Linked DNA regions of Mus musculus: regions 2, 3 and 4 are each linked to region 1. Evidence: chromatin loops called from intact Hi-C (ENCODE). Cell type or tissue: left cerebral cortex. All regions are shown on one strand. Region 1 holds the start of Col1a1 (collagen, type I, alpha 1). Region 2 has its middle 14 kb from the start of Gm51874. Region 3 holds the start of Gm11543. Region 4 has its middle 18 kb from the start of Gm11544.

The links. A loop is a pair of places that touch in the nucleus more often than their neighbours do. Peaks named below come from ENCODE experiments on the same cell type or tissue, not always from the same donor. Only the 100,000 strongest peaks of a DNase experiment are listed, where the experiment ranks them.
Region 2: a loop joins it to region 1, with 11 times the contacts of the local background. A loop is called at or near these places in 16 of 42 quality-filtered maps.
Region 3: a loop joins it to region 1, with 6 times the contacts of the local background. A loop is called at or near these places in 6 of 42 quality-filtered maps.
Region 4: a loop joins it to region 1, with 8 times the contacts of the local background. A loop is called at or near these places in 35 of 42 quality-filtered maps.

What each region holds. Positions count from the first base shown.
Region 1 is chr11:94,933,128-94,941,127 of GRCm38, forward strand. Col1a1 (collagen, type I, alpha 1) reads left to right here and starts at 3,097. Exons shown (of 51, transcript NM_007742.4): 1 at 3,097-3,317; 2 at 4,783-4,977; 3 at 5,100-5,131; 4 at 5,251-5,286; 5 at 5,377-5,478; 6 at 6,264-6,332; 7 at 6,570-6,614; 8 at 6,777-6,830; 9 at 6,991-7,044; 10 at 7,418-7,471; 11 at 7,591-7,644; 12 at 7,975-8,000. The coding sequence starts at 3,242. Gm46293 (a long non-coding RNA gene) reads right to left here and starts at 1,489. Exons shown (of 3, transcript XR_001780299.1): 1 at 996-1,489; 2 at 272-865. In left cerebral cortex, CTCF peaks have their summits at 3,986 and 6,337 (motif pointing right); DNase peaks (open chromatin) are centred at 55, 1,638, 4,075, 4,506 and 2 more places; H3K4me3 peaks cover 827 bases.
Region 2 is chr11:94,727,222-94,735,221 of GRCm38, forward strand. No RefSeq gene overlaps it. Among named protein-coding and RNA genes, the nearest start is that of Gm51874, 14 kb to the left of the region's middle. In left cerebral cortex, CTCF peaks have their summits at 2,539, 3,242 (motif pointing right) and 5,742 (motif pointing right); DNase peaks (open chromatin) are centred at 289, 3,243, 4,185 and 5,753.
Region 3 is chr11:94,829,112-94,837,111 of GRCm38, forward strand. Gm11543 reads right to left here and starts at 2,875. Exons shown (of 5, transcript XM_975056.4): 1 at 2,543-2,875; 2 at 337-359. The coding sequence starts at 2,623. In left cerebral cortex, a CTCF peak has its summit at 3,662 (motif pointing right); a DNase peak (open chromatin) is centred at 3,669.
Region 4 is chr11:94,863,238-94,871,237 of GRCm38, forward strand. It overlaps A430060F13Rik. Among named protein-coding and RNA genes, the nearest start is that of Gm11544, 18 kb to the left of the region's middle. In left cerebral cortex, CTCF peaks have their summits at 3,503 (motif pointing right), 6,817 and 7,308 (motif pointing left); DNase peaks (open chromatin) are centred at 3,114, 3,511, 6,865 and 7,277.

The sequences.
Region 1 (8,000 bases):
CTGTCTGAAGACTGTAGGGCTTTGTGATGGAGGGTGGGGTATGCTTCATGCCCATGGCCTTTACTCCAGACCTAAATGCCCACCCCCACATACAGCTGCTCTTTTTCCCTGCCCTTCTCCCGAGAGACCAGCTCTCCATCCCTGGTCTGCAGCCAAGGCTGGGGGCAGAAGAACTTTCTGGAGGATCTGAGTGAGAAAAGCAAGAGAGCCTCGAATAGGGACTAGAACCACTGGGGCGGCAAGTGCAGAGGAGACCGGGTGTGTGCCCTACCTGCTACATTTATACCTAGGCTGCCTCTGCTTCTGTTCCACACCGTAGAGTCCAGACGGGTCTTCTCCCTCCCTCGTGGGGGGGGAAACATTTGGGAAAATTTGGAGAGAGACAGAACTCAGAGCTCAGCACTTTCCTCTTTCTGTTTTTCTTCTTGAGGAATTTTTTTCCCCCAACGGCTGATGACTTTACCATTCTTGGGGGTGGGGGGGGGTGGAGATTCTGGCTTTTGCTCTCCCTACACTCCAAGTGCCTGACAAAGCCCTACATTCCTCAAAAAGCCAGAGCTTTAGAGTTTCCTAAAGATGAGGTGGCGTGGCGTGGCGTGGCGTTCTCCTCCCTTCCCAGCTCCAACTCCCCCTCCCCCAGTCTCCAGCCCTCAGCCCAGCCAGGGAGGCCCCGCCAGGCTGGGAGGAGACCCCAAGCACATTCTTCCTCTCTCTGTCATGCTGCAGAAATTAAAGACACATCTCTGAGCTGGGCACCCGCCAATCGTTTCAAGTAGAGAGTGGCAGAGGAGGTCCTGAGCTGCAGCTCCATGCCACGTGTAAAGGAAGCTTGGAACCCATTGCCTTCAACTCCTGGGGCAAAGGCCTGGAAATCAGACACAGGGTGACGGCTGTCACTGAATGCACACACACCAATCTCCCCCACACCCATTCTAGTGGTCTCCAAGTTTCCATCAGAACCTCAGGCCCTTAATGTAGCAATCACCAGTTCATACCTGTTAGGCTCTTGTCTCTTCTTCCAGGTGAGCCTTGGGGATGCTAGATTGGGAGCAGGGAAAGGGAGCTTTGGATAAGTGCTTTTCTGATACAAAACCCAACAAAGGGTGAGCAGATCACACCGCGCGCGCGCGTGTGTGTGTGTGTGTGTGTGTGTGTGTGTGTGTGTGTGCGCACGCTTCGTGGCATTCTACCCTGGACACAGCCACCTCAAACACCTGTTCCCTCTGAGGTACACCATCCTTGTCCACTGTTGGGGAGTGGGGCATCCTTTGGAACTGACCACAGTGGAAGGCAGGACTTTGGTGAGTTCCGGAACTACCATCTCAGCATCTCAGCCCCAGCCTTGCCCTACAGGCACTGGCATTAGGCGGGGGCAGATCCTGGGCCACAAGTTACTGCCACATGGTTGGGATAATTGATGAAGTCCTGTCCTTCCATTGCTGTCTCCAGCTCTGCTTCTCTGGAAACTCTATATTTTCCCTTTAATTATAGCCCCTGCAGTCTCCCTCCGCCACCCCACCCGCACTGCTCGGCCTAGCTGCCCACGGCCAGCGACGTGGCTCCCTCCCCTTCTGTTCCCTTGGTCTTTTTTTTTTTTCCCTTTGCCTTCGTTGCACAAAACTAGCTCAGGGAGGGCGTGAAGGGGGGGGGGGGAGCAATGGAATCTTGGATGGTTTGGAGGAGGCGGGACTCCCTGCTTCCACGTTTACAGCTCTAAAGAAGCCGGTGGGGGAAGTGATACAGGATGTCTATGGGCCCTGCAAGGAGACCCCAGTGCCTTCCCACACCACCCACACAGTTTGACAAGATGAAGTTCCTAAGCAGATTGGACAGAGCACCTTTGCAGGGTGCAGGGAGCACCGGGGAAGAACGGACACTGTCTTTTAGCGACAACTTTAAATATAAGCTGCTGTTCTTGGGGGACTACAGATGACCCTTTCCTGACGGCAGAGGTGGGGAGCAATGGCCAAGATTTTCAGCAAAGAAGTGAGGACATGGGAAGAAACCATTAAATAAAGTCCCTCAGCTACCAAACACAAGTTTCTGCCACACACTGAGTTCACCTAGGTGTCCCCAGACCACATCCAAGTACAATTAGAAAAGAGGGCTCTCTGTAGCTTTGAGAACACCCCTCTATGGCCAAGTACCTTCTACCTGTTCATTCTGCATTGATATTGCTACATAAGAGGGCCTCTAACAAATCTCTGGCTGTGGCCACAGCTGACACAAGACCTTTTTCTAAAACATCCCTGGTCACAGGCTTCCTGCAACAAACTCACATCCCAGTGCTGGGATGGAGGAGGTCAGAGAAGAATTTATACAACATGCCCCAGGCCCCAGCTTTGAGGACCCAGAAAGCCCCCTGCCCACACTGCTGCTCATCACTTAATGCATAAGCATTCTTCTGGAAGGACAAGGATGTCAAAGGTCTCCCCAAGCCTCAGCCTCAGAGCTGTTATTTATTAGAAAGGTGTGTCTGGCATGGCAGAACAGATAGGCACCCCCTTCCTTTCAAACCACCACATATCTGACTCTTAGTATCTGTGAAGAGATGTATAACTGTTCACAAATATTCCTACCCTCCATTCCTGGGTCCACACCATGAGGTGATCCCCTCCCTCCAACAGGCACATCTGCTTAGCTGATAGGTTCTAATCAGATTAATCTAACTTATTCCTTAGTTCTTCCCCAGGATGCCTGAAAGATTACTAGGCATGGCCAGGAGGACCTTTTCCCAATTATTCCTGACACTGATCCCTTTGTAGTGTTTCCCAACTCAGATTCTCAGTTCTACATCCTTCTGATTTGAAGTCCCAGAAAGAAAGTACAAGGGGTATTCTCTACCCACACTCAGTATACTGAGGGCCCAGCCACACTCCAGTGACAGCACCTCTGGCCCATGTAGATCTGGGGGGCAAGGGCGGCAGAGTTGCGGGAGGGGGGGCGCTGGGTGGACTCCTTTCCCTTCCTTTCCCTCCTCCCCCCTCTTCGTTCCAAATTGGGGGCCGGGCCAGGCAGTTCTGATTGGCTGGGGGCCGGGCTGCTGGCTCCCCCTCTCCGAGAGGCAGGGTTCCTCCCAGCTCTCCATCAAGATGGTATAAAAGGGGCCCAGGCCAGTCGTCGGAGCAGACGGGAGTTTCTCCTCGGGACGGAGCAGGAGGCACGCGGAGTGAGGCCACGCATGAGCCGAAGCTAACCCCCCACCCCAGCCGCAAAGAGTCTACATGTCTAGGGTCTAGACATGTTCAGCTTTGTGGACCTCCGGCTCCTGCTCCTCTTAGGGGCCACTGCCCTCCTGACGCATGGCCAAGAAGACAGTAAGTTCCAAACTCTGGGGAGTTTACTACAGCTTCTTGGTATTGCGTTCTGTATAGAGGGGTCCTAGCAGATAAGACTTAAATGGAGGTGCAGGGCTGCTCCAGAGGCAGGGATGGGACGGTGATGGAGAGGAAACGGGATGAGAGAGGTCACCCTGTTGAGCAGATGAGGGGGAGCAGTTCTCAGAAGTGGAGCCTTGCATGAGATGGCCCAGGAAGAAATTTCAAGCACCCATCTGTAGCACAACAGGAAAAGTGGGAATCTGGACACGGGTTGGGGCAGAGTACGTCGAAAATGAAATAAGGCCTCTGGAATAGAGATTCGGAGCTCAAGATGTAAAAGCTATCAAAAAGGCTGCGGGATGATTCATAAGGAAAGATTGTTTGCCCTCTCTGCAGGCTAGACAGTGTTGCTGGGGCCTCCGGGGTGCTGGGCTCTCGGGGGGGGGGGAGGGGACGCACGGAGAGGGCGGGTTGCTGGATGAGAAAGTTTGGCTAGGACTTGACTGGGCGCGGTCCCTGTGCCTCCTGCTGGCCAGCCGAGAGCACTACGAGTCCTGGTACAGCACTTTACAGCGCACAGGCTGAGAAGGAAAACCTGGGTTATTGCGGACCCTCATCTCCAGACTAGGAAAATAAAAGCAGGGATGGATGGGGTAGCTCTGGTCTTTGAAAGAAGTGACCCAGGCCGAGTAAAAGTCGGTCCGCCCCTGCATTGCTTAGTTTTGCCCGCCACCTAGTGGTTGCCTTGATCAGGTCCTGGAGCGGTGGGCGTGGTTAACTCATCATTACTATTTGTAGACTTGACTTCTTTGGCTAAGGAGATTCCAAAGCACTACTGGCTTTGAAGGACCCGGCTTGTCTAGTTAGCAAGTTTTCAAGATTCCTGGGAGCTGGAAATTGGGATGTATCTAACTTTAGGGATACATTTTACTACACTGGACAGGGCTCCACTGAAATCAGCCCCTCCACATTGTAGCCCCGCCCATTCCGCCCCACCTGCCCCGGGAAAGGAGGTGGGACCAGGGCTGAATTTCCCCTTCTCTCCTCCCACCCCCGCCTCCTGTCTCCGCGCAAACCACGTCCCACGAGCCCCCACCTACTGCGTAGGAGCCCTCCTACTCTCCTTCAGCAGGCTTTTTTATTTCATTTGGTTCCCGCGCGCGTGGGCTGAAGTTGTTTGGAAGAAACCCCAGTCTAGAGCTTTGTTTAAATTCCTGAGAACTGGGACGTTATAGTCCTGGCCAGGCGCCCTGGTGCTGTCACTGAACGTCGCCGATATGGAGCAGACCTGCATTTAAGGATTTGAGGGAAGAATATAGGGAGTGGGGGGAAAGATTCAGGAAGTGGGAAGTCTCCGTGCGCCTCTTAGACAGGGCAAAGAGTGAGTAAGGCTGGGATCCCTGGTGCTCCGGGGTAAGGTCTCTGACCCGCACACATCCTGTGTCTCTTCCCATTTGCTCAGTCCCTGAAGTCAGCTGCATACACAATGGCCTAAGGGTCCCCAATGGTGAGACGTGGAAACCCGAGGTATGCTTGATCTGTATCTGCCACAATGGCACGGCTGTGTGCGATGACGTGCAATGCAATGAAGAACTGGACTGTCCCAACCCCCAAAGACGGGAGGGCGAGTGCTGTGCTTTCTGCCCGGAAGAATACGGTACGGTTCTGGTCCTAGGGTTAAGGGAGGTTGGAGTCCCTCCCTCGCCTATGTCTTGAAAGCCTATAACACCCCCAGGTACCTTAGTAAATTTACTTCTAACTGAACGTTTTTCTCCCCAGTATCACCAAACTCAGAAGATGTAGGAGTCGAGGTAATAATCTGCTCCCTACTTTCCTCCCACCCGTCCACGACCCCCACTGTCCTCCAATAAACTGCAGTTTTCTTTGCTTCTCTTAACGGCCTTTTGTTTCTTCATCCTCAACCCCACAGGGACCCAAGGGAGACCCTGGCCCCCAAGGCCCAAGGGTAAGCATCGTATTCTAAATGAGCTGGGAAACTGGAGGGGGCGTGGCTCTGATTTGTGCTCATAGCAGCCCCCTCCGTCTCTTGGTGCAGGGACCCGTTGGCCCCCCTGGACGAGATGGCATCCCTGGACAGCCTGGACTTCCTGGTCCTCCTGGTCCCCCTGGGCCCCCCGGACCCCCTGGCCTTGGAGGAGTAAGTAGATCTTGGAGACCCCAGAGGGGTGTGACTTCCCGTTTTGTTTGTTTGTTTGTCTGTCTGTTTGTTTGTTTTTCTTTGCTTTGGTTTTGTCAGACATAGTTTTCTATTTTAAAATAATTATAAACTTACAGAAAATAGAATAGAATAGAACTTCTATACACTCTTCAACACAACCGCTTTGCCACTTTCTGGGCACCCAGTTCTCTATGTCGCTGTATGTCCTGGACCATTTGAGACATAAGTTGCCAAGAACGTGCCCGTGACTTACGATCTTAAGTGCATTTCCTAAGAGCAAGGGCATTCTATGGAACCATAGCACCAAATTTAATGTTGATCTAGCCTGATTAATATTGCCTGATATGCAATCTCATTTGCAGATTTCACCAATGCCTCCCAAAATGTTCTTTATAGCATTTCTCCCGCCCCCTTCCTGTCTAAGACCGCCAATTGCATTCCATTGTCTCATTCCTTTGGTTCCCACAAATGTAGACTGTTTCTGAGACTCTATGTCATCCTTGACTTGGGAAGGTTTTGAAGAGTCTGGCTGTTGGGCAGAGGGTGTTATTTTATAGGTTCTTCTGTAGTTTGGGATTGTCTGGTTAGATTAAATTCAGTCGAGGTGTCTGGTACAGGAATATCTTACAGGCTATATTGCTGTCTCCCTGAGTTAATTACTTCCGGAAGCCTACATCCGTTTGTCCCATTACTGCTAATGCCTCCTGGCTTTCAATTTACCATCCAGAGTCCAATTTCTCACACATTCTCTCTTGTTTTTCTAGAACTTTGCTTCCCAGATGTCCTATGGCTATGATGAAAAATCAGCTGGAGTTTCCGTGCCTGGCCCCATGGTGAGCCACCAGGGGGAGCAGTGACCACACAGAGGATAGGCATCCCGAAGAGAAAGGCCAATGATGTCCTGCAAGGGGGTGGTACAGATAGCTTGGGAGGTAAAGGCCACCTTAGGGACTTGAGATCTACAGTAGATGCAAGTCAGACAGTGATCCCCACAGGAAGAGGTAGAAACAGATTTCTGCCATACTGCCTTTATTCACAGATATCAAAAGCCCCTCTTTTTCCTTCTGTAGGGTCCTTCTGGTCCTCGTGGTCTCCCTGGCCCCCCTGGTGCACCTGTACGTATCTAAGGGTCTTCATGGATCATTTTGGGCATGTACTGTTGCGGGGGTGGGGGAGATGGGGATGAGGGCAGAAGGCTGGTAGACATCTCTTGTAAGAGGGAGACAGCCCGGGAGGAACCTGCCTTTCTGAGCCTATCCTTCTCTCGTGTTCTTCAGGGTCCACAAGGTTTCCAAGGCCCCCCTGGTGAACCTGGCGAGCCTGGCGGTTCAGTAAGTTAGTCCTCCATGCCGACACACCTCCATCTCCACAAATTCTCCTATGGAAAGTCACCTGTACTGAGAGAGGGGTAGCTTGTCACCTCCTCGCTCCAGTCTTCCTCCTTATTGTCTCTCATCTAAGAGTTCTAAATGCTTCTCCTGTCCCCTCTAGGGTCCAATGGGTCCCCGAGGTCCCCCTGGCCCTCCTGGCAAGAATGGAGATGATGTAAGTACCCCTGGGGAAAGACACTATCAAATCCTGTGGCCTTCTCTATGTGGGTCCTGAAATCTTCCCAGCAGGGTCTCAGCACCAATAACCAGGAGAAGTCAAGATGACCCTTGGCAGTCATCTTTCCACTGAATAGAATGTTTTAGTGAGGCAGCCTCCATCCCCACTTGCATCCTCACCCCCATCCATCTCCATCCCTTGGAGTAATCCAGGTTTAAGAGTTCTGGGTGAGCAGATGTGGAAATGAATACACCACTGTAGATATAAACTGAGTTTTAGGTTAGAAGTTAGATTTGGTCCCTTAAACTGAATCCACCCTTCAATGGGGGATAGAGGAGCATTGCCATAATGGGCTTTTCTCTCTCTGTAGGGGGAAGCTGGCAAGCCCGGCCGTCCTGGTGAGCGTGGACCTCCTGGACCTCAGGTGAGCAGGATGTGAGGGTGGGCCCAGGGCTTACTGCACTGGGGATACATTTAGGAGCAATAGTCACAGAGCCCTTCCTTCTGACACCCTTCCAAGTCCTCATTTGCCTTTCTCTCCAGGGTGCTCGTGGATTGCCTGGAACAGCTGGCCTCCCTGGAATGAAGGGACACCGAGTAAGTCTCTTTGGAGTCACTGAAGCTCCCAAAGCCCCAAGTCACCATTCTCTCCCCTTCCCTAAGAGATCCTGTTGTGAATCATGTTAGATGGTAGCTAGAGATATCTCAAAGGTCATAGGTTAGACATCTGAAAGGACTTCCTTTTGTGGGGGAAGAAGTCCCAATAAAGAGACTGGCTGGATGATAGGTGAATTGGGATCTACTTTAGCTCAGAGACAGAGAGATGGCTGGAGATCTTCCAAAAATTATTGTCAAATCCATGTGGGTGTCAAAGTGGTATACTCCCCCAACAGGGGTCTTACTTCATCTCTTTTCCCCCCCATTAAGGGCTTCAGTGGTTTGGATGGTGCCAA
Region 2 (8,000 bases), 210 kb before region 1:
TTCCGGAGTATCAGGCAAGCTCCGAAGCAACTGAATGACATTTCCAGCCCCTAACCTTTGATCTTTATTTAAAATTCTTAAGATGTATTAGCTACATTGATTGAATCAATCCATATTATGTTGTATATTAGTCAGGGTTCTCTCTCTCTCTCTCTCTCTCTCTCTCTCTCTCTCTTTCTCTTTCTCTCCACACACACACACACACACACACAAAGGGGATTTATTAGAATGATGTTCAGGCTGCTGTCCAGCTAATCCAACAATGGCTAACTGTGTCCAAGAATACAGTAGCTGCTCAGTCCACCACGCTGGATGTCTCAGCTGGTCTTCAGAATATGCTGGAATCCCGAAGAAGTAGGCTCTAAGGCCAGTGAAGGAATAGATGTGCTAGCAAGGCAAGGGCAAGCGGGGCAAAGAGAACCTCCAAAAGCCTACCCACAAAATACACTTCCTCTAGCAAAGTCACACCACCTAATTCTTATCAAGAGGCATTTAAGAGGCTAAGGACTAAACATTTAAATACGGGAGCCTATGAGGGTCATTCCTATCAAACCGCCAAACATTGATAATCATATGCTCATCTTATACCCACTGGGCATACTAATGCATGTCTTCTATTCCAGCACTTGGAAGGCAGAGGCAGGAGGATTTCTCTGAGTACCAGGATAGCTTGGTCTACATAAAGAGTCCCAAGTAGCCAAGGCTACACAGTAAGAGCCTGTCTCAATAACTAAACAAGGGGCTTAAGATAAGAGATAAGGGTCTGGAGAGATGGCTCAGCAGTTAAAAGCACTGAATATTCTTCTAGAGGTCCTGAGTTCAAATCCCAGCAACCACACAGTAGTTCACAACCATCTGTAATAAGATCTGACGCCCTCTTCTGGTGCGTCTGAAGACAGCTACAATGTACTTATATATAATAATAAATAAATCTTTAAAAAAGATAAGAGATAAGAGCCTTGGCTGCTTTTCTGGAGGACCCTGGGTTTGGTTCCCAGCACCTACATGGAAGCTCACAGTAGCTCTAACTCCAGTTCCCGGGGTCTGATTCCCTTTTCTGGCCCCCATGGACACTGCGTATGTGAGTTCCACGTAGGCAGAGCACCTATACACATAAAATAAATGTAAAAAAAATGAGCACTTTATTTACCATAAATGTCTCCATTTTGAAATTTACAATCTAAAAATTACTCTTTTTTTGAAACCTATTTTATTTTTTTTCTATATGATTGCTTTTGTCTGTATGAATCCATGCGCACCATATGAATGCCTGGTGACTACAGAGGTCAGAAGATAGAGTTAGCTCCTTTGGAACTGGAGTTAGAGAGCTGTGAGCTACCATGTGGGTGCTGACAACTGAACCTGGGACCTCAGCAAGAGCAGCAAGTGCTCTAAGCTGTTACGCCATCTCTCCAGACCCTTAGAAATAATTATTAAGGGGAGGGGATGGAACTCAGTGTGTAGAGTGCTTGCCTAGCACATAGAAGCCCTGGGTTCAGCCCCCAGCATCACGTGACCAAGGATGATGGCAAACTTCTGTAATCTCAGCACTCACACAGAGGCAGGGAGAGCAGAAGGTCAAAGGTCATCTTTGGCTACAGAGCAAGGTTAAAGCCTGCCCCAGGATGTGTTAGACCTTAACAACAACAACAACAGCAGCAGCAACCAGAGAGAGAGAGAGAGAGAGAGAGAGAGAACGCTCTAAGTTTGAGTCCCAACAATTAAAAGCAAAACCAAGCTGTGTACTACCATGGCACACAGTTTTAATCTCAAAACTTGGGAGGCAGAAGCAGGCAGATCTCTGAGTTCAAGGGCCTGGTCTACACAGTGAGTTCCAGAACAGCCAGGGCTACACAGAGAAATCCTGTCTCAGCCACTCTACTCCCCAACAAAATAAAATTGAAAGAAAGAAAGAAAAGAAAAATCAAAACAAAGAGGGTGTGGGGGCTATGATGTAATTTTTATGAAAGCATGCATGCAGCTGTGTACAGAAAATACTAGAGCAAGACTTCGAACAACATGGCATCTATTGCTTTCTTCTTCTTCTTCTTCTTCTTCTTCTTCTTCTTCTTCTTCTTCTTCTTCTTCTCCTTCTCCTTCTCCTTCTCCTTCTCCTTCTCCTTCTCCTTCTCCTTCTCCTTCTCCTCTTCCTCCTCCTCCTCCTCTTCCTCCCCCTCCCCTCCCCCTCCCCCTTTCCCCCCCCTCTTCCTCCTTCTTCTTCACATTGTTTTGCCACACAGGGCACCATAACCAACGCTTGCACCTGGTATGTAGGCAATTCCTCTACAGTCAAACACCCAGCCCCTAAACCCTGAAATTCTCCCAAGTCTCCAGGTGCCCCAGAGGCTGCTGGTGGTCCAAGGGTTTCACTAGAATCAAGGTTCAGAGGAGCCCTGGATTTCGATCTCAGGGTTCTGGGAGCAAATCCTGATTTTGTCCCTAAAATATGGCTCAGCTCAACCTTGGGAAATACACTTCTCTGTTTTAATCTTGGGTCTCTCTGTCTGTAGGGCATAGAGACAGAGCTAGAATTGTTAAAGCGACCCCTAGGGGCTCAAGAGGCGATTCACAGATTAGGAGTATTAGCTGCATTTCCTGAGGACCCAGGCTGGATTCCAGCACCTGGTGCCTCACAACCTTTTTAACTCCAGTTCCAAGGGGCCTGAAGGCTTCTTCTGGCCTTTTCATACACACAGTGCACAGACGTACATGCAGGCAAAATACACATACACATAAAGGAAAAAACATTTAAAAAATTAAAGAAGAAAGAAAACCAATATTTAAAAGTAAAGTAAAAGCTTGGTGTGGCGGCGCATGCCTTTGATTTAGGTGCTCAGAGAGGCAGAGATGGGTGGACCTCTGTGAGTTCAAGGCCAGCCTGGTTTACATAGTGAGTTTCAGGACAGTCAGAGCCACATCGTGAGACCCTGAAAATCAATCAATCAATCAATCAATCAATCTAGGTGGTGGTAGTGCATGCCTCCACAGGTGGAGCTCTGAGTTTGTCTATGGGGGAGTTGCAGGACAGCCAGGACCACACAGGGAAACCTTGTCTCAAAAAACCTAAATAAAATAAATAAAAAGCCCCTTGGTCCCTGAGCCTCCTAACACACTGAGAAGGCCCTCCAGACGGCCTTTCCGGCCATTCTCCTGGGTTCTTTTCCAGAGGCTCACTCACCCCCACTGAGTTTTCATAGCTCACTTCGGCTGTGTCTCTACCATCCCTATTCTCACCAGCAGATGGCAATAGAGGACCAGGAGAGTCCCAGAGGGAGACTTCCAGTTTTCTAGCTGATTCCTTGATGGGTGGGTATTTGTTATTTATGATGGTTATTATTTATTTGATTTTTTTGCCTATATGATTAGTCTGTGCACAACATGTGTGCGTGGTACCTTCAGAGGCCGGAAGGTGGAGTTGGATCCAATAGGTGGGTGTTTGTAAAGTGTGTGTGTGTGTTGTACCAAGGATTAAAAACAAGGTCTCTCACCACCAGGCAAGCCCTCTACTATTGAACAAAATTCCCAATCCTTTAAAAATATTTGAGTGTGGGGCTGGAGAGATGGCTTAGCGGTTAAGAGCACTGACTGCTCTTCCAAAGGTCCTGAGTTCAAATCTCAGCAACCACATGGTGGCTCACAACCATCCATAACAAGATCTGACACCATCAGTCCGGTGTGGTGGCGCATGCCTTTAATCCCAGAGCTCGGGAGGCAGAGGCAGGGAGATTTCTGAGTTCGAGGCCAGCCTGGTCTACAGAGTGAGTTCCAGGACAGCCAGGGCTACACAGAAAAACCCTGTCTCGAAAAACCAAAAAAAAAAAAAAAAAAATCTGACACCCTCTTCTGGAGTGTTTCAACTACAGTGTACTTACATATAATAAATTAAATAAAATAAAAAATATTTTTTAAAAAATTGAATGTGAGAGTCCACTGAGTTGCTGAGGCTGGCCTTGAACTGTGATTTCTGCTGGAATCGCAGGTATCAGTAAACCTGACTACTTCTTTCTCTCATTCATTCCCGGACAGTTACACTATGCACCTACACTGGCCTCGAACTCTCGGCTCATCCCCTGGGTAGCTGGGGTTTCACACGTACACCACAACTAGCTACTTGCAAACATTTTAAGCTCCCTTTTAGCAGGTTCCGAGACAAACAGCACCATTTCAAATTCCCATTGGTCTTGCTTGCGTAGGAGCAAGATTCCAGCGTTGAGCTCGGAACTGAAAATAGGTCATTGTGAAGCACCACAGTACATGTCTGCTGGAAGCAAATATTCTTGGTATCACTAAAAGAAACACATGAACAAAGCGAAAGAAAACTCAGCAAGGCCATTTGCTTTCTGTAAAAAGGGCGCTGCGCAGCGGGAACCAGGTTGGGGAGCACAGGAAGTCCCCTTAGCTTTTGTCCTACTGCAGGTGATAACTTGTTTCTTTTTCCTTTGGCAGGGGTCTGACCTCACAGTCTTTTGTGATTGGCTAGTTTTAATAGACTGGCAGCTAGGGTTGGGGGGGTGGGTAGAAGTCTTTAATCCCTATAGAGGTGGGGAGTTTTCCGTGACTTGAAGGACAGTTTGGTCGGCATATGGATCTCCAGGACTGCATCTCAAAATGGAGGAGGAGGAGGAAGAGCAGGAGGAAGAGGAGGAGGAGGGGGAGGGGGAGAGGGAAGAGGGGAGGAGGAAGAGGAGGAGGAGGAGAGGCACAAAGGAAAGGAAGAAAAGGAAAATGAGCTGAGGACTCCAGGCCACCAAGTTAATTAAGTGCACAGAATGGGGGAGGAGCTTTTCATAAACAAAAATTTTTCCAGGGTTTGGACTTTTTGTTTTGTATTTTGTTTGTGTGTTTGTTTTTGAGACAAGGTCTCTGTGTACTTCTGGCTGTCTTGGAATTTTCTTTGTAGACTAGGCTGTCCTCAAACTCACAGAGATCCCCCTGCCTCTGCCTCCCAAGTGCTGGGATTCGTGCGTGCGCCAACCCCCGCCCCGCCCACCCCCACCCCCCACACACACTTTTTTTACTTCAGTTCCTTATTATTTGCTTGGCTTGGCTTTGGTTAGGGAGATTCAAAGACTCGAATTCCTTTGCATAGAAGTTTTACACAGCGGGGGTTTACGGAATACTGGCTCTCAGTGGGGTAGCCACTTTTGATAGAAAAAAATAAAAAGGTCATTTATCAATATATCTATTATCCCATCGCTCAGGAAGCTGAGGCTGGAGGAGCAAGAGCTTGCAGCCAACTTGGGCCGTGTAGCAACTCTGTCTCACAAGGTAAAGCTGAGCAGGTGGTGCAGGCTTCAATCCCAGCACTGGGGAGGCAGTGGCAGGTGGATCTCTGTGGGTTTTGAGATCCTGTCTCAAGAACAATAGTGAATAAATAAATAACAAATAAATAGGAATTCAGAAACCCCGCAAAAGCCTTACCTGGCACCCAGCTCACTCTCGGGCACTAACTTTAGAGTTCAAGTCTCTGTGAAGGTCAAACGGGAAACACACCCGGTATCAGAGCCACGAAGGGAGGAGGCAGCCTGCCTTTTAAGGCTTTCAGGCTGCAACGGAACCCACCTGTTTCTTTTTCAGCCATGGTTACAACCTGAGGGGGCAGAATCCTATTTTACACACGTGGAGATAGATCCACTGAGGCTGGACCGTGGCACAGTCCTCATTCCGTCAAGTGACAGGGTAAGGGTTCCGGGATTGAAGTCCACACCCCTCTGCCTCCCGCTGAGTGACCCTGGGTTTATGTCAGGCTGTAGACACATTCCCACAAGGGGGCAGTGTTTGCTTCCTGGGTTCTCGTCTACCAGGGCCTACCTGATCAAGAGTGTGTTATTAAGGTGTATTAATAAGGTGTGAAAGTGGTTTTAAGGTGACCTCAATGGAGCCAGCATGGTCAGCGGACTCTAGAATGTCAGACATTGGACCCAGACAGATCACTGGCTTGCTGAGAACTGAAGAAAACAGAAAACTTAGCGTTTTTTAGTGTCTGGGGTAGAGCCAGAGCCGATCTATGTTAGGCAAGTGCTCTACCACTGAGCTACCCAGACCCAAACAGGAAATTAAGTCACCGAGATGAGAGAAACTGCTCACAGGCTTTTGTTTCTGTGCTCCAGCCAACCATGACTGGTCTGCTCCTGCTGTCCCTCAGTCTACATCACAGGTCCTCATCTCTGAGGTGGCCTCAAGCCCTGCTCATTAGACTGCCCAAGGCCACCATGTACCTCCCCTGCTAGGCTAAGCGTGGACTTTCTCACTCTGTCAAGCTCTTCATGGTGGGCGTCACCTGCTAACACACCACACACCTGTTCATTACACTTATTTCTGTGAGTCCTATGTTGCTATGATTGTAGTTCCTGTCTTGAACATAAACTCTGCTTTCTTCATTGCTGTACCCATAGAGCCTAAAGGAAGGACAGTTGCAGTAGGAACTCAATACTAGCCAGGCAGTGGCAGCACATGTCTTTAATGCCAGCACTTGGGAGGCAGAGGCTGGTAGATCTCTGTGAGTTAGAGGCCAACCTGGTCTACAGAGTGAATTCCAGGACAGCCAGGGCTATGTAGAAACGCCCTGTCTCAAAAAACTCAAAGAGCAGGCTGGAGAGATGGCTCAGAGGTTAAGATTCAATTCCCAGCAACCACATGGCAGCTCGCAACCATCTGTAATGGGATCCGATGCCTTCTTCTGGTGTGTCTGACAGCTACAGTGTGCTCATATAAATAAAATAAATCCTAAAAAAAAAAAAAACAAACAAAAACAAAACAAAACAAAAAAAACCTCATAAAGCAGAGAAAAAGCAGAGGGGAGTGGAGGAGCACTCAATACAGAATGAGTGAATGAGTGAATGAATGAATGAGTGAATGAGTGAATGAATAAATGAATGAGTTGAATGCATGAAAACACACAAACTATCTTCATGGCTACAAGTCATACATGGACTGGACCTACAATATTGCCCACATATGAGTGAAAGTTAGGCCCTGATATGTGGAGACATGAGACCAACCATGACAGGCATGGAAGGAAGCAAACATGCAACATGCCGGCACACACATGTAGTAAGTGATGGGATGCACCACACATACAGTGGAACATTCAGGCAGTCCAGATGAGGGCCACTTCCCACTCCAGCCCTTCACTATGTAATTCTGATTGATTGCCCCGACGTGGATCAGGCTGGCTTCAACTCACAGAGATCTGGCTGCCTCCGCCCTCTGAGTACTGGGATTAAAGGTGTGGTGGGGGCCTCCACGCCCACTAAAGGCATCTTTGGGTTCGGTTCACCTCAAACAGTGCTTGCTTTCCTTGGTCATTCTAGCTAAAGGTTTGCTAATTAGTTTGTTTATTTATTTATTGGGGTTTTTATTATCGATGTGGTCGTTTTGAGACAGGGTTTCTCGAATCAGGGTTTCTCTGTGCAGTCCTGGCTGTCCTGGAACTCACTGTGTAGAGCAGGCTGGCCTCGAACTCAGAGATCCACCTGCCTCTGCCTCCCAAGTGCTGGGATTAAAGGCGCACTCCTATTTTTGTTTGGCTTTTCTAGTCTGTTCCACTTCTGCTCTGATCCTAATTATTTCCTTCCTTCCACTAACTTTGGACTTTTTCCCTTCTTCAAACCCCAGACTCCAGGATTCTTCTGTCTCAGCCCGCACCATGCTGGGATAGCCAACTGGCTCCTGATCGGTTCCTGAAAGTGTAATGTCAAGCTGTTTGAGATTCTCCTTCACTTATGGTTCCATAAACTAGAACCTGGGTAACAGTAAACGGCTCTTGCTTCAGCTCAAATATTTTTCATTTCCACAGTTCTGGGGATGGAACCCAAGGTTTCTGACAGGCTAGGTAAACACTTCTGCCTCTGATTACATCCGAACCGGATTTATAAACTTGGACATGTTGTTTATTTTTGTTAATCTGTGGACACTTATTTTGTTGTTGTTGTTTTCTTTTTTTGGTTTTTGAGACAGGATCTCACTATGTAGCCCTGGCTATCCTGAAATGTACTCTG
Region 3 (8,000 bases), 100 kb before region 1:
GGGAGAAATTAGGGTCTGGACTTGGGACCTGAGTTCAGAGTTCATCAGGGCAGTATGCCTTTCTACTCAGGCAGAATGGTGCTGACGCTGAACTTACATTGGAGGCAGGAGTGGGACATTGCTCATTTGACTCCTGCTCCCCGATCCAGCTAAGACAGGTTGGAGATTAGCAGCAGTTACAGACCTGCAGATCCATGGTTGGGTAAGCTGACAGGGGCTATGGTTTAGGCAAAGTGATATGAATTAGGTGACTGTCCCCTTAGCCAGGGCAGAATCTGAGCACACAGGTATCACCCCTGCCTTTACTGACAATTATTGACAAAGTCCCATACTTACAAGATGTCACATGTGTTTACAGTCTGTGGAAGAAAAAAAGACAGAGGTCAGAGCTCAAAGCCTGGGACTTGGGTCTCAGGTGTTAGACTGTTTGTCCAGCATGCAGATAAATCAGGTCGGTGTGGGGAAACCAGGGGTGTTGCCCATCATGACAGAACTCAAGAGGAGGCAGAACTCTTCAAGGCTACAGAGCCAGTTTGAGGCCAGATTGGGAAGTAGAAACCTTCTCAAAGAGAACTATTAGCAAGAGTCTGCTCAGACATTGTCCAGACACTGGGTACCAGATTCTCCTTCCTTCCAACTACCATAGCCAGAGTCAACACACACACACACACACACACACGCACACAGATTGGCATAGGAAGCCACCTTTAGTTGATCCTTAGCTTCAGAGCCCCCCAGAAAGCAGCCTAAATCTCCCACTGCTTCTACTCCCATGATCCAGTGTCATAGGTAGAGACAACTCTGGAAGTTCAATGAACATAATCAGGCCTTATTCATCCTCATGTCCCTGCTGGAAACCCCCTGCCCTGTATCCTAAAGCATTTTGAAGCATCTAAAATCTCCATACAGAATCCCATCCTGTTGATAGCAGTACTGTCTAAGCTCTTAATTAGGACTCTCTTCCCCCAGGTATCAAGGCAGCGCCCTCTCTGGCTACTTCACTTAGAACCATTGCCAGGTGTGGTCCTGCATGCCTTCAATCTCAGGAGTCCACAGCTTCTAGGGACTAGAAGCTCTAGACCCTCTCTCAACAAATAAAGTAGAGGAAGCCAGCTTTTGTCTTTGCTAACGATCATCACAATAGCATTTCTTTTGCTAAAGAAAAGACAATAGGACAGGTGACAGTCACAGCTGGGATCATTCCCTCTCCATGCTCTGTGCTTTGGTGAGGATGGATACAGTAAGCTAAGAACACAAGGGGCCCATAAACTCAGAACTAACTCTCTCTCTCTCTCTTTCATGGGCAGTATTATCTATATAATGAGACCATGTATCAAAAAAAAAGTTTATAGGTTTGATACACTGGACCAGGATTATTCTGTATTGCATTTTTTTTTTTTGTTTTGGTTTTTGGTTTTTGGATACAGGGTTTCTCTGTGTAGCCTTGGCTGTCCTGGAACTCACTCTGTAGACCAGGCTGGCCTCGAACTCAGAAATCCGCCTATCTCTGCCTCCCGGGTGCTGGGATTAAAGGTGTGTGCCTGTGTTGCATCTTAACCAGTTGGTCTGATCAGAATGGTTGGGGGCCTGAGGTTTAATAAACATGGATTGATTGGATCTGATTGGGAGGACTGACAGTGTCTATACTCGGGGCTGCAGAGAGGGGTCAACAAATGATGCAGAGGTCCCAGAATGGAAGTGTCTTGATCCTGGTCTTGACAAATACATTGCCATGCTCAGAGAATTACAGGTTTCAAACAGCCATGGACAGTGTTCTGGGGAGTGGACTTGGGACTTCACTTATGTCTGCCCGCCATAGCAGATTCTCAACCAAGTTGTAAATTTAATTTGAGTTGAGGCCAGCCTGGACTACAGAGCTCTAGGATAGCCAGGGCTACAGAAGCCATGTCTTGAAAATCAAAACAAACTAAAAAAAAGATTGCATTAAACAAAGGCTTGTTCTGACGACCTCTGAGGAAACCTGCCAACCCGAGACACTTAGAGATTATATATGAACAAGCACTCAATTCCTGCCCCCCTGGGATCAAGGTATGAGAACACACAGCCAGGCAGCCAGCTCTACTCTGAGATTGAATTCAAACTAATCATGGAAGTGGGAACCTCCACTTCCCTGGTACACAAACAGAAAAGTCCCAGAGAGGGACAATAAACTACACTCAAGTCACCAACCTTGGAAGAACAGGGAAGGAGAGACCCCTAACCCAGACAAGCAAGACCTCAGGTTCCTCAGCCTGACTCAGGGCTTAATAAGACATGCCAAGACTAAAACGGGGGTCACTGATCCTATTCAGGGCTGTGGTTGGGGCCAGCTCCCAGGTAGCAACACAGCCCTGCCAAGATAGGGGCCCAGATTTCCCTAGAGTCTCCCTGTGTTGTCCCTACCCCCAACTTTACCCAAACACAACAGACAGGAAGTTTCCAATTGCCTGTGGTTTAGGTAATTCCTGACAAGTTGAGGACTGGGTTCCTAGGCAGGCCTCTGCCCCATAGGGTCCTCAAAAGTCATAGAAGTCTCGCTTACCTCATTGAAGCTTACTCCTTGGAGACTGGAAAGCAGGCCAAAGGTCAAGGTGAGTGTGCCCCAGATCCAGGCGTCCAGCATCCTGTCAAGGGGTCCACTGATCTTCAGAGTGTAAGGACAGAGTGACAGGGCAGGGCCTTTTCCACTTCTCTCCACCTATAGGGCCAGCCTCAGGATAGGCCCAGAGTTAACACACTGGAGTTGGCTGGACCAGGGCTTCAAGCTGAACAGGAGCTCAGGGAAGAGAAGTGGAGAGGAGCTGGCCTTGCTTGAGTTTGAGGAACTGGGAGGTGGGAGGTTAGAAGACGTTGATTTGCAGCCTTGTAAGTTGGATGGAGGAGAGCACTGTGGAAGTCCCTCTGCTGGGCTGTGCTTAAATAGAGGATAGAACAGGGCGTGGTGACACAGCCTTTAATCCCATCAGGGAGGAGGCAAATCTCTGTGAGTTCAAAGCTACTACGATCTAATTAGCGAGATCCAATCCAGGCTAGATTCAATTTAAAAAAAAAAAAAAGAAAAAAAGAAAAGAAAAAAGAAAAAAAGGAAAAAAGGTCAAGTTGTAGTATGGCAAGCCTTTAAATCCCAGCATTCAGGAAACAGAGGCAGGTGGATCTCTGAGATTATCCTGGGCTACAGAGTGAGTTCCAGGACAGCCAAGGCTTCTCAGAGAAACCCTGTTTCAAAAAAACAAAATAAGTAAATAAACTTTGAGAGATGAGTTCACCACTGGAGAGCGCTGTACTTGCCCAGACACAAGAGAGACCGCAAAGGGAGGGAGGCAGAAATTCTAGGAAAGGCAGGCCAAGGCCCAAGAAGGATAACGGGAGGTGTGGCACATGAATGGAGCCATTCCTTTGTTCTTTGTCTAAGAGGTGGGGAAAAGACCCTGAATTTGGGAGGAAAAACTTTAGCACAGCATTCCCCACAATTCTGGGATAATAGTACCCTCTCTGGTTTGCAACAGTGTGGCATGTTGGGATGCTGTTACAGTTTCTTTCTGAATGAAGAAATATCGCGCTCAGGACTTTGTCCACTAGCCAAAAAGCCAACAGCCCTCAATGCGGGAGAGCAGGCCAGGTGGGATTCATGGTAGAACTCAGGCGGTCAGAGTATGGCCACCAGGTGGCAGCATCGGACAGCGCCGAGGTGTGCACAGGGACCTGGGACTTGACCTAAGAGGCTCTGGGGCCCCTTGTAAGAAAAACCCCTGGACAGGTGGATGCATGGTGACTGTCAAGTGGCAGCCAAGCTAGGGGAAAAGGGCGCAATGAGGTAGTGGATGATTCGCTGTCTGGTCTGGGGACACAGGAAGGTCGCCTTGGAGGCTCTGGTGTTAGTGTGAGGTGCATCTCATAGCTCCTGTTACCTGTCCACTCTAACTTGGCTCCTGGGAATCAGGCAGCTTCTTGGAGACTTCCTCTGGTTTCTGGTTCCCCTTTTCCCTGTCATACTGAGTGAGCTTCCAAGCCTCGCCTTTCCTGCCAGTCTGTTTTCCAATTTCAGTGTTTCACTGCCTCTCCAAAGGCACTCATTTGAGCCCTTCTGTTTTTCCTCCTGTTTTGCCCTATTATCCACTGCCAGTGGAAGAAGTCAGTTTTTGTTTTTGTTTTGCCCCCATTTCCTTGACTGCTTTGGTCCCTGCATTCCTGTGGCTCAGGGACCCTAGCTTGCTCATTGTCCTCTAAGGAATTGTCCTCTGGTCTCTCTCCCCCTTTCTGCCTCTGTTTCTCACTATCCCTTGGCCCTTTTTAGCGCTTAGCAACAGAACCTTCCAGAGCCAAGCCAAGTGCAATTGGGATGTGGCCCCTGAGAATTCCCTCTCTACTTGCAATCTCTGGTGACAGAGTCTAGGGAGAGAAAAGGGAGTAGGAGGGAGTATGCCACTTGCCAACACCCCTGTACTTAGTAATGGAGCCCATCTGAAGCCTCTTTCCCCCTGCTGAGGTGGACCCTGCTTGAGACAGTGCTAAAACTTCCCAACAACACTCACACTTGTGCCTCCTTTTTTTTTTTTTTTTTTCAAGATAGGGTTTCTCTGTATAGCCCTGGCTGTCCTGGAACTCACTTTGTAGGTCAGGCTGGCCTCGAACTCAGAAATCCGCCTGCCTCTGCCTCCCAAGTGCTGGGATTAAAAGTGTGCACCACCACGCCCGGCTCACTTGTGCCTCTTGAGTGAAATTGTTGCTAACTGGGAATTCTGGCCCTCCTCCCTCTGCCCAAATCCCACTGTCTCTGTCGCCATCTTGAGATATACTTCTATGGCCCTTCATTCCCTGCTGCCGGTCACCCTGTCCAGGCTGGTCTGGGTCTCCTCTGTAATTATGTCTCAGGAAAGATGAGAAGGTCAGGCATACTCAGTAGTTGAGAAGAGGGGTGGGGATGGCTGGGCTGGGGAACTGAAGGGAAGTAGCTAGTACCAGTGGCCCTGATGGGCAGAATGGGCTGGTGGTATTTCCTTTGAGTTTCTGGCATCCATCTAACCCAGATGTAGTGTTGCCAGAAGATGCCTGTGAGTGGGATTAAAGTTGTATTTAGATAATACTAATGTTTACTTGTGTGATGGTTTGTGTGTGCTGGGCCAGGAGAGTGGCACTATTGGAAGGTGTGGCCTTGTTGAAGTAAGTGTGTTATTGTGGTTTTGAACTTTGAGACCCTCATCCTAGCTGCCTAGAAGCCAGTATTCTGTTAGTTGCCTTCAGAAGAAGATGTAGAATTCTCAGCTTCTGCACCATCCCTGCCTGGATTCCACTATGTTCCTGGCTTGATGAAACTGGACTGAAACTTTGAACCTGTAAGCCAACCCCAATTAAATGTTGTTCATCTAAGAGTGGCCTTAGCCTTGGTGTCTGTTCACAGCAGTAAAATCCTAACTAAGACGGAAGTTGGTACCAGGAGTGGGGTAATGCTATGCTAGGACTGAGCATGCTTTTGTTTGAAAGAATGTGGGGTTTGGGACTTTGGATTTGGAAAGCAGTGGGGATGCTTTAAATTGGGCTGAACGGGCCATCCTAGTATGGATATGGAAGACTTTGTTATTGTGAATGGTTTGAACCGTGTAGACCTGGTCCAAGAGGTTTTCTTTTTTTCTTTGTTTCCTTTTTTTTTTTTTGGTAAAGATTTATTTTATTTATATGAGTATACTGTAGGTGTCTTCAGATGAACCAGAAGAGGGAATCAGATGCCATTACAGGTGGTTGTGAGCCAACATGTGGTTGCTGGGAATTGAACTCAGGACATCTGGAAGAGCAGTCAGTGCTGTTAACCGCTGAGCCATCTCTGTAGCTGCGCCTAAGAAGTTTCGGTGAAGAATTTAAATATATGGTACTTTGGTGAAGAATGGGGCTACTCTTTGCCCTTGTCTGAAGAGTCTGCCTGAGACTAAGGTGAAGAGACTCAGATTAATTGCATTGACAAAGGAAGTCTCAAAAAAAGCCCAGCAGAGACCTTGATCTCTGGTTTAGTCTCATGAAGAGCATTTTGAATGAGCATAGCAAGCTGAGAAAGAAAATATATAGAATATATGCTCCAAATATTAAAGGGGTACTAGTGAGTGAAATGGACCTGAATCCTATGTTCTAGGAGATAACAAACTAGGGAGTTGGGGGCAAGATCCTACCCAGCTAAATTTAGATCCAGGCGTGGTGATATAAATGTTTAATCCCAGGAGACAAAGCCAAACAGATCTCTGAGTTTAAGGCCAGCATGGGACAAAGCAGGTTCTAGGTGAAGAAAAGTTTAAACCCAGGCATGCAGCACACACCTTTAATTCCAGTATTACAGAGGACAGAGGCACGCAGATCTCTTAGTTCAAAGTCAATCTACAGAGCAAGTTCCAGGAAAGCCAAGCTTAGGTAGAGAGGGAGTTGGGAAACAGAAAGCTGATAATAGAAAAACGAGAGCCATGTTCCAGCCGCAGCAAGCAGCAGAACTGGGCAGCTTCAGCCATGTGGCTCTGGCTTTAAAGTGAAAAATAGAAAGGACTACTGGGACCATTGATGCTGGTTAGCTGGAGCTATGATATTAGCTGTGATTACGAAGAAACCCACATCACTGAGGTGAAATCTTCTGGGATGTGTTTCTGGAGAATACGAAGAAGTTGTTTTCCAAAGATAGTCAAGGTTGTACCTCAAGCTGTAGCTGTGCTTGGTAATGTGTAAGAGTCACCCAGGTGGTACTGGTTTTGAAGGAATGAAGGGGTCATGAAGAATAGCTGAGGCTTGGTACTCTGGAGGCCATGAAAGACCATTGGTGAAGGTACAGCCTCAGTTCTACTTGATGGCTCTGGACAGAAGGGTCATGCAAAGGATCTGAGGCTTGGCACCGTGAAGAGAGCCTCTGAGAGACCCTTGGTGAAGTCTAGTTGCAACGAAAGACCCCCCAGTAATGGAGATGCTAGTACCATGGGATGATCACCAAGAATAGCAGCAGCAGTGGAGTGGATCAACCTGAGCTTAGAGAAATGTACAGAGGGCAGAGCTGGAGCAATGATGCCAGCCTTTTGGTGGAGCCCAGAAAATCATGTGTCCATCCCAGACATTGAAAGGAGAAGATGTAACATTGAAGCTGTCTTGGAGACTGCAAGACTTTCCAGATGCAAGGGGGCCATAGGATATCTGCCATGATAAAGCTGCACACGAGGAATGGAAACAAACCAGAAAAGAAGCTTGTTGCAGTCAACAAAGATGAAAAAGGAGTTGGAGATCTGAACACTGCCTTGAAATCAGACATGAAGGTGCAGAGTTTGGAGTTTGCCCAGCTGGTCTCCTGTCTTACTTTGGGGATTACAGTTAAATGATTGGATGAACCTTAGAAGAGACTCTGAACTGTGGACTTTTAACATTGTTGAGAGTGCTATAAACTATGGAGACTATGTAAGTTGGACTAAATGTACTTTTTTTTACTATGTTATGGGTAGATATGGCCCCCATAGACTCATATGTTTGAACAAGCCTAAGAGGGCCAGGGAGTGGAATGTGATGGTTTGTATGTGATTGGCTCTGGGAGTGGCACTATTGGAAGGCATGGCCTTGTTGGACTACATGTGTCACTGTGGTTGTGAGCTTTGAGACTCCCATGTAGCTGCCTGAAAGCCAGTATTGTGCTAGCAGCCTTCAGATGAAGATGTAGAACTCCCAGCTTCTCTTACACCATGCCTGCCTGGGTGCTAAATGTTCTTATAAGAGCTGTCTTGGTCATGGTGTCTGTTGACAGAAGTTAAACAGTAACTAAGACAATTTGTTATGTGAATTTCAAAATTACCTTTTTTTCACCCCTTGGGAGAGAGGTTTCTCTCTGTAGCCCTGGTATCCTGAGGTTTCTCTGTGTAGCCCTGGCATTCTGGAACTCATTCAGTAGAGCAGGCTAGCCTCAAACTCAGAGATCTCCCTGCTTCTGCCTCCTGAATACTAGGGTTAGAGGCCACCACTTTGCCACTAAATAAAACCAACATAACAAATAC
Region 4 (8,000 bases), 70 kb before region 1:
CTATGCCCTCTCTCAACAAATAAAGAAGAGGAAGCCAGCTTTTGACTTGGCCAAAGATTTTTACAATAGCATTTCTTTTGCTTAAAAATAAATAAATAAATAAATAAAAGAGAGAGAGAGAGAGAGAGATAAAAAACGACAGGTGACAGTCACAGCTAGGATTGTTCCCTCTCCATGGTCACAGTAGCTCTGTTCTATGGTGAGGATGGGTGCTGTGAGCTAAAGACACAAGGGGCCCAGAAACTCACTTTCTCTATCTCTGTCTTTCTCTGTGTGTCTCTCTGTGTGTGTCTCTCTCCCCTCCCTGCCAATCTTCCAACTATCAGACTCTTGTCTCAGACCACATTTATTTTTCAAGACGAGGTTTCTCTGTGGATCCCTGGCTATTCTGGAACTGGCTCTGTAAACCAGGCTGGCCTAGAACTCAGATCCACCTGCCTCTGCCTTCCTTCTGAGTTCTGGGATCAAAGGTGTGAGCTGCTAACACCACTGGGCTCCTATATTCAGACATGAAGGATATCACCTTTAATTCCAATGCTGAGGTACGAAAGCAGGCCTCTGTTGAATTCAAGGTCATTATAATCTATATTTTGAGACCCTGAGTAAATAAATAAATAAACAAACAAACAAACAAACAAAGGCTGACAGGTTTGATAAACTGGGCCAGGATTCTTCCCTGTCCCATCTTAACCAGGTGGTCTGATCAGGATGGCTGGGGGCCTGAGGTTTAATAAACATGGATTGATTAGATCTGATTGGGAGGACTGACAGTGTCTATACTTGGGGCTGCAGAGAGGGGCAACAAAAGATGCAGAAGTCCCAGACTGGAAGTGTCTTGATCCTGGGTTCCCTCATGCATGGCCTTGGATGGAGAACGACAGGTTCCCAACAGCCAGGGGACACTGTTCTGGGGAGCAGACTTGGGACTTCACTTACGCCTGCCCGCCATGGCAGATTCTCAACCAAGATTGTAAATTCAATCTCTGAGTTGAGGCCAACCTGGACTACAGAGCTCTAGGATAGCCAGGGATACAGAAACCCTGTCTCAAAATACAAAACAAACCAACAAATAGAATGTATTAAACAAAGGCTTGTTCTGACCACCTCTGAGAAAATCCCGCCAATCCCAGACACTTAGAGTTTGAACATGGACAAGAGCTCAAATCCTGCCTCCCTGTGATCACTGCATGAGGCCACCCAGCCAGGCAGCCAGGTCTACTCTGAGATCGAATTCAAATTAATCAGAGAAGTGGGAACCTCCACTTCCCTGGTACACAAACAGATAAGTCTCAGGGAGGGACAATAAAGCACACCCCGATGAGGAACAGGGAAGGAGAGACCCCTAACCCAGACAAGCAAGACCTCAGGTTCCTCAGCCTGACTCAGGGCTCAATAAGACATGCCAAGACTAAAACGGGGGTCACTGATCCTATTCAGGGCTGTGGTTGGGGCCAGCTCCCAGGCAGCAACACAGCCCTGCCAAGACAGGGACTCAGGTTTCCCCAGAGCCCCCTGTGTTGTCCCTACCCCCAGCTTTCCCCAAACACAACAGACAGGAAGTTTCCAATTGCCTGTGGTTTAGGTAATTCCTGACAAGTTAAGGTGGGGACTGGGTTCCTAGGCAGGTCTCTTGCCCGTTTGGGTCCTCAAAAGTCATAGAAGTCTCGCTTACCTCATTGAAGCTTACTCCTTGGAGACTGGAAAACAGGCCAAAGGTCAAGGTGAGTGTGCCCCAGACCCAGGTGTCCAGCATCCTGTCAAGGGGTCCACTGAGCTTCAGAGTGTAAGGACAGAGTGACAGGGCAGGGCCTTTCCCACTTCTCTCCACCTATGGGTCCAGCCTCAGGATAGGCCCAGAGTTAACACACTGGAGTTGGCTGGACCAGGGCTGCAAGCTGAACAGGACCTCAGGGAAGAGAAGTGGAGAGGAGCTGGCCTTGCTTGAGTTTGAGGAACTGGGAGGTGGGAGGTTAGAAGAGGTTGATTTGCCAGCCTTGTATGTTGGACGGAGAAGAGCACTGTGGAAGTCCCTCTGCTGGGCTGTGCTTAAATGGTGGATAGAGCAGGGCGTGGTGACACAGCCTTTAATCCCATCAGGGAGGAGGCAAATCTCTGTGAGTTCAAAGCTAGTGTTATCTAATTAGTGAGATCCAATCCAGGTAGGAGCCTGGATTAAAAAAAAAAAAAAAGTCAGGTGGTGTTATCACAAGTCTTTAAATCCCAGCATTCAGGAGACAGAGACAGGTAGATCACTGAGGCTAGCCTGGTCTACTGACCAAGAATTCCAGGCTAGCCAAGACTACACAGAGAAACCCTGTTGGGGTGGGGAGGCTGAAGAGTCTGGGAAGTTGACTCAGAGATTAACAGCCGTTGTCCTTGGACCTGGATTCAGTTTCCAGCATCTATATACAAGATGACTCACAAGCACATGAAACTCTTACTTCTAGATGATACTGTCACCCTCTTCTGGACTCTAATGGCATCAGGCATGCATATGGTAGACATACATCTATGTAATAAATACTTATACACATAAATATGAAATAAATAAACTTTAAACAAAAACAAACCAGTAAGGTCAGCCAGGTGATTCTGTGGGTAAATGTGCTGTGCACCAAGCCTGAAAACCTGACTAATGTTTCGCTTTCTTTGTTTTGTTTTTGGGACAGAGTCTCTCTACATGGCACTTGCTGCTCTGAAACTCACCACATAGACCAGGCTGTATTCCAAATCACAGAGATCCCCCTGCCTCTGCTTTCTGAATACATTGATTAAAGCCCTGTGCTCTCACAACCAGAAATTGATCTCTGGATCGTGTAGATCCTTCGGGACCCCATGGGTTCTTCCGCAAAGTGGAAGGAGAAAGTCAACTCCATGCACTTGCCCGCACACACACACACACACACACACACGGGGGGGTGGGGGGATGAATAGCTGTAATTAGATATCTTTTGTTAACGTTTTAGTTTTCAAGACAGGGTTTCCAGGGTTTCTCTGTGTAACTCTGGCTGTTCTAGAACTCACTCTGTAGACCAGGCTGGGCTTTCTGATTTGTTTTTATTTCAAACACTCAAAATAAATGGATAAACGTTGAGAGATGAGCTCGCCACTGGAGGGCGCTGTACTGGCCAAACACAAGAAAGGCAGCAAAGGGAGGGAGGCAGAGATTGTGGGAAAGGCAGGCCAAGGCCCAAGAAGGATAATGGGGTATGTGTCACATAAATGGAGCCATTCCTTTGTGGTTTGTCCAAGCCGGGGGGGGGGGGGGGGAAGACCCTGAATTGGGGAGGAAAAGCTTTGATACAGCATTCCCCACAGTACTGGGATATTAGTGTCCTTGCAATTTTGTGTGGGGGGTGCTGGTACAGTTCCCTTCTGACTAAAGAAAAATCGAGGCTCAAGACTTTGTTCACTGTGGCCATAAAGCAGGTAGACCTCAGGAGGGGAATGAGCAGGCCAGGTGGGATTCATGGAAGGACTCAGGCGGTCAAAGTATGGCCGCCAGGTGGCAGCATTGGACAGCGCCAATGTGCACCCTGGGACACTGGACTTGACTTGAGAGGCTCTGGGGCCCTTTGCAAGAAAGACCCCTGGACAGGTGGATGCATGGTGAGTGTCAAGGATGGAAGAGAGATATGTGACAGCCAAGCTCAAGGAAGTGACACAATGAGGCAGAGGCTGGATAGCTGTCTAGTCTGGGGACACAGGAAAATCACCCTTGGAGGCTCTGATGTTAGTGGGAAGTGCACCTCACATCTCCTGTTACCTGTCACTCTAACATGGCTACTGAGAAACAGGCAGCTTCTTGGAGACCTCCACTGACCACTGGTTCCCTTTTTACCTGACATACTGAGAGACTCTCCAAGCCTGGCCTTTTCTCCCAGTTTTTGTTTTCCAGTTTCAGTGTCTCCCCTTCTCTAAAGGCAACCTTTGGCACCGCACCCCCACCCCCTGTTTTTCCTCCTGTTTCTATCACCCGCTGTAGGTCACGGGAGCAAGAATGTTTTGGTTTTAGTTTTCTCGAATTTCCCTGACTGCTTTGGTCCCTGCACTCCTGTGCCCCAAGGATGCTAGCTCGTTCATTGTCCTCCAAGGATTTGGCCTCTGGTCTCTCTCCCACTTTCTGCCTCTGTTTCTCATTATCCCTTGGCCCCTTCTAGTGCTTAACAACAGAACCTTCCAGAGCCAAGCCAAGCGCAATTGGGATGGGGCCCCTGAGAATCCCCTCTACTTGCAATCTCTGGAGACTGAGTCTAAGAAGAGTAAAGGGGAGACAGAGGAGTATGGCTCTCTTTAAAGCCCCTGTAGTTACTAATGGAGCCTGACTGAAGCCCCCTGCCTACAGCTGAGGTGGACCCTCCATGGGACAGTGCTGAAACCTGCTGCCTGCCACCCTGTACAGGCTTAGAGCCTCTAATTATGTCTCCGGAAAGAGGAGATGGCCAGGGACACTTGGTAGTTGAGAGGAGAGGTGCAGATGTGTGGGATGGGGAACTGAAGGGAAGTAGCTAGTACCAGTGGCCCTGATGGGCAGAATGGGCTGGTGGTATTTCCTTTTAGTTTCTGTCATCCATCTAACCCAGATGTACTGTTGCCAGAAGAAGGAAAGGCAATTAAAGTTGTATTTAGATACTAAAGTTTACCTGTGTGATGGTTTCTGTGTACTTGGCCCTGAGAATGGCACTGTTGGAAGGTGTGGCCTTGTTGGACTAGTGTGTCACTGTAGGTGTTGGCTTTGAGACCCTCATCCTAACTGCCTGTAAGCCAGTATTTTGCTAGCTGCCTTCAGATGAAAATGTAAAACTCTCAGCTTCTCCTGCGCCATTCTACCATGTTCCTGGCTTTATGAAACAGGACTGAACCTTTGAACCTGTAAGCCAACCCCAATTAAATGTTGTCTATATAAGAGTTGCCTTGGTCATGGTGTCTGTTCAAAGCAGTAAAATCTTAACTAAGACAGAAATTGGTACCAGGAGTGGGGTATTGCTGTGATAGGCCCGATTATGTTTGGAAGAATGTTATGGCTAGATATGGCCCCTATAGATTCATATGTTTGAACCAGCCTATGTGGACCAGGGAGTGAAATGTGATGGTTTGTATGTGCTTGGCTCTGAGAGTGGCACTAATGGAAGGTGTGGCCCTGTTGGAGTAGGAGTGTCAGTGTGGTTGTGGGCTTTGAGACCCTCACTGTAGCTGCCAGGAAGCCAGTATTCTGCTAGCAGCCTTCAGATGAAGATGTAGAACTCTCAGCTTCTCCTGCACCATACATGCATGGATACTACCATGATTCTACCTTGATGATACTGGACTGAACCTCTAAACCTGTAAGCCAGCCCCAATTAAATGTTGTCCTTATAAGAGTTGCCTTGGTCATGGTGTCTGTTCACAGCAGTAAAAGCCTAAGACAATTTGTCATGTGAGATTCAAAATTAGCTTTTTTTTTTTTTTTTTTTTTTTTTGAGACAGGGTTTCTCTGTGTAGCTCTGGCATCCTGGGACTCACTCAGTAGACCAGGCTGGCCTCGAACTCAGAGATCTGCCTGCCTATGTCTCCTGAATACTAGGATTAAAGGCCACCACCTTGCTACTAAACAAAAATCAAAATAACAAATAAATGCTAAAATATGTTATGTGAAATTCAAAGTGTCTCAGAATTTACCTGGTGTGTTTGGCTCTGCTCACGTTGAAAATGCCACAGGAATAGACGTTGGAGAACAGCAGCTTCACCCTTTCCCTCTAACTTCTGAAAAAAGAAAGTGTGGTACCTACACTTGATTTATCAAGCAGAGCCCAAAGGGTCCCTAAAGGTTACCTCTGACCTCCCATATTTTTTTCCCAAGATACCAAATTGTCTCTCTGCATCCCTATCTGCACATAGGGTGGGGATGAGACTGAAAGCTGAAGATTCCTGCATAGGATAAGAGTCCAAGGCCCTTTCCAGTGTTCATTAAGACTGAGGCTTAGCATTCCTGTAGGCAAAGTCAGGTATGGAGCTGCGTGGGAGGGCTACTCTTTCTCTGTGAAGGCCTGGCTGTCCTAGAACTTGAAGCCTGGTTGGCCATGAGATCAGAGATCCACCTGCCTCTGCCTCCGAGTGCTGTGATCAAAGGTGTGTGTCAGCACTGCCGTGTAGAGGACCTGCCGTTGTTCAGAGAGAAAGGGGGCCCACTCTAGGACTGCACCCCCATCCCACCCAGTGAGCCAGCCATGAGAGGGTGGCATGTGCATGCATGCATGGATATCCTCTTGCATGCTGGGAAGCAGAGGCAAGAAGACCCAGAGAACTTCTGAAGTCTTTGTAGCGCTCCAGATTCCACACCAAATTCCAGCCTGGGTCTCCTAAGAGTGACAAAGTCCCCATGCTTTCTGCACATCTACTTTTCTTTGCTGAAGAAGGAGTTCATTGTCTGTGGTCCCTCATAGGGTCTGGCTTTAAGGGCCTGGAGGTCAGCTGGTCACCCACGCCTTCTCAGAGAAGGCAGCTGGAGTCCAGAGGCCAGGAAGGCCAACTCACAGAGGACATTAGGGCTGAGTCACAGTTATGACCATGTAGGTTCTGAGACCCCACACATAGCCCAAGTGACTACATCTCAGCCAGGCAGGCTGCAGCTCTTTGGGAGGAACAACCAGCTGGGGTTGGGAGGAGGGAGACCTTGCCTATACCTGCCTAGCAGATCCTGGGGGGAAGAGCTGGGCTGTGTTCTGTTTCATCCCTCTGCATTTTATCCTACCATCCCTTGCTTCTCCACATTCTACTAATACTACTCTGTATCTATGACAACTAATAGCACTGGGCTGTGGCCTCTTCTAAGGAGGGTGCATACTTGGCTTTAGTTCGGTTCTGCCTATAGGGGCAGCATTGAGTCATTTTAGCAAATATGCCACTTCTGGCTGGTGGGCTGTGTGACCATAAGCCATGCAGTCTCTAACTCTCTGCAAAAGAGACGGATGCAAAAGGAAGACCGATGAGTCAGAGACAAATGAAATGACACACACAGACTCTGAAGGATGACATGAATTGCTTCGTATACCGAGCGATCTTATACAAAACCGAAAATAGTTCACTTCTGCCTCCCCAGGGTCAGCTGGGCAGGCATAGGCAAGGTCTCTCTCCCCAACTCCAGTTCTCCAGTGTCTGGCATACAGCAATAGCAAATAAACATGAGCTGATTTTGTTTGTGGCAGAATGAAGTACCCAGGAGTGAAGGGACTTGCCTCTTTCCAAAGCTGCTCTCTCTCTGTCCCTCTATATAGGCTTCAAGGAATAAGCACTGTTGTCCCTGAAGGGCTCAGCAGCCCCCTCTGCTGTCCAGAACGTGTTCTGCACCCCAGCTAAGGTCAAATTAGAAGAGGTAGGACAGTGACCTGTCTGGGAGGATTACTGGTACTGACCCCTCCCACACATGGTGGGAGGTGACACTGGGACAGGGCCCTGAGATCTCCCTCTCCCTCTCCTCCTTTCTCCCTCCCTCCCTCTCTCCTTCTCTCCCTCTCCCTTTTCCCTTCTTTCCTCCCTTCCCCCCTCTCTCTTTTGACAGGGTCTCTCTACAGAGTCCTGGCTGTCCTGGAACTCACTATGTAGACAAGGCTAGCCTTGAACTCATGGAGAACTGATTAACCCTGCCTCTGGAACTCTGAGCTTAAAGGCATTTGTATCACATCTCATCTGAGAGATTTCTGCTCTTTCTAGTTTACTCCTTTCCCATTGTCCTTTACGGATCTCTGGAGAACTCTCTCAGAGACCGGAGAATGTCATTGCTGTCACCTCCCCTGTGTAATGCAGCCTTGCTCATTGGGGATGTCACAGCCATTTTCCATAAGATCTTTAGCCTGGGTGCCCTGCTGACCCTGATGGAATATGTTTCTCTTTTGCTCTCCAGCCTTCAGAGGCTCCTTCTGCCACTTTCATAAGGCCCCGTCCCCAAAACAGTCCCTCATCCAACATCCTCTCGCTGCCCTGCCATCATAGTCTAGAATCTTCACCCCTCTCTCGCCAATTCT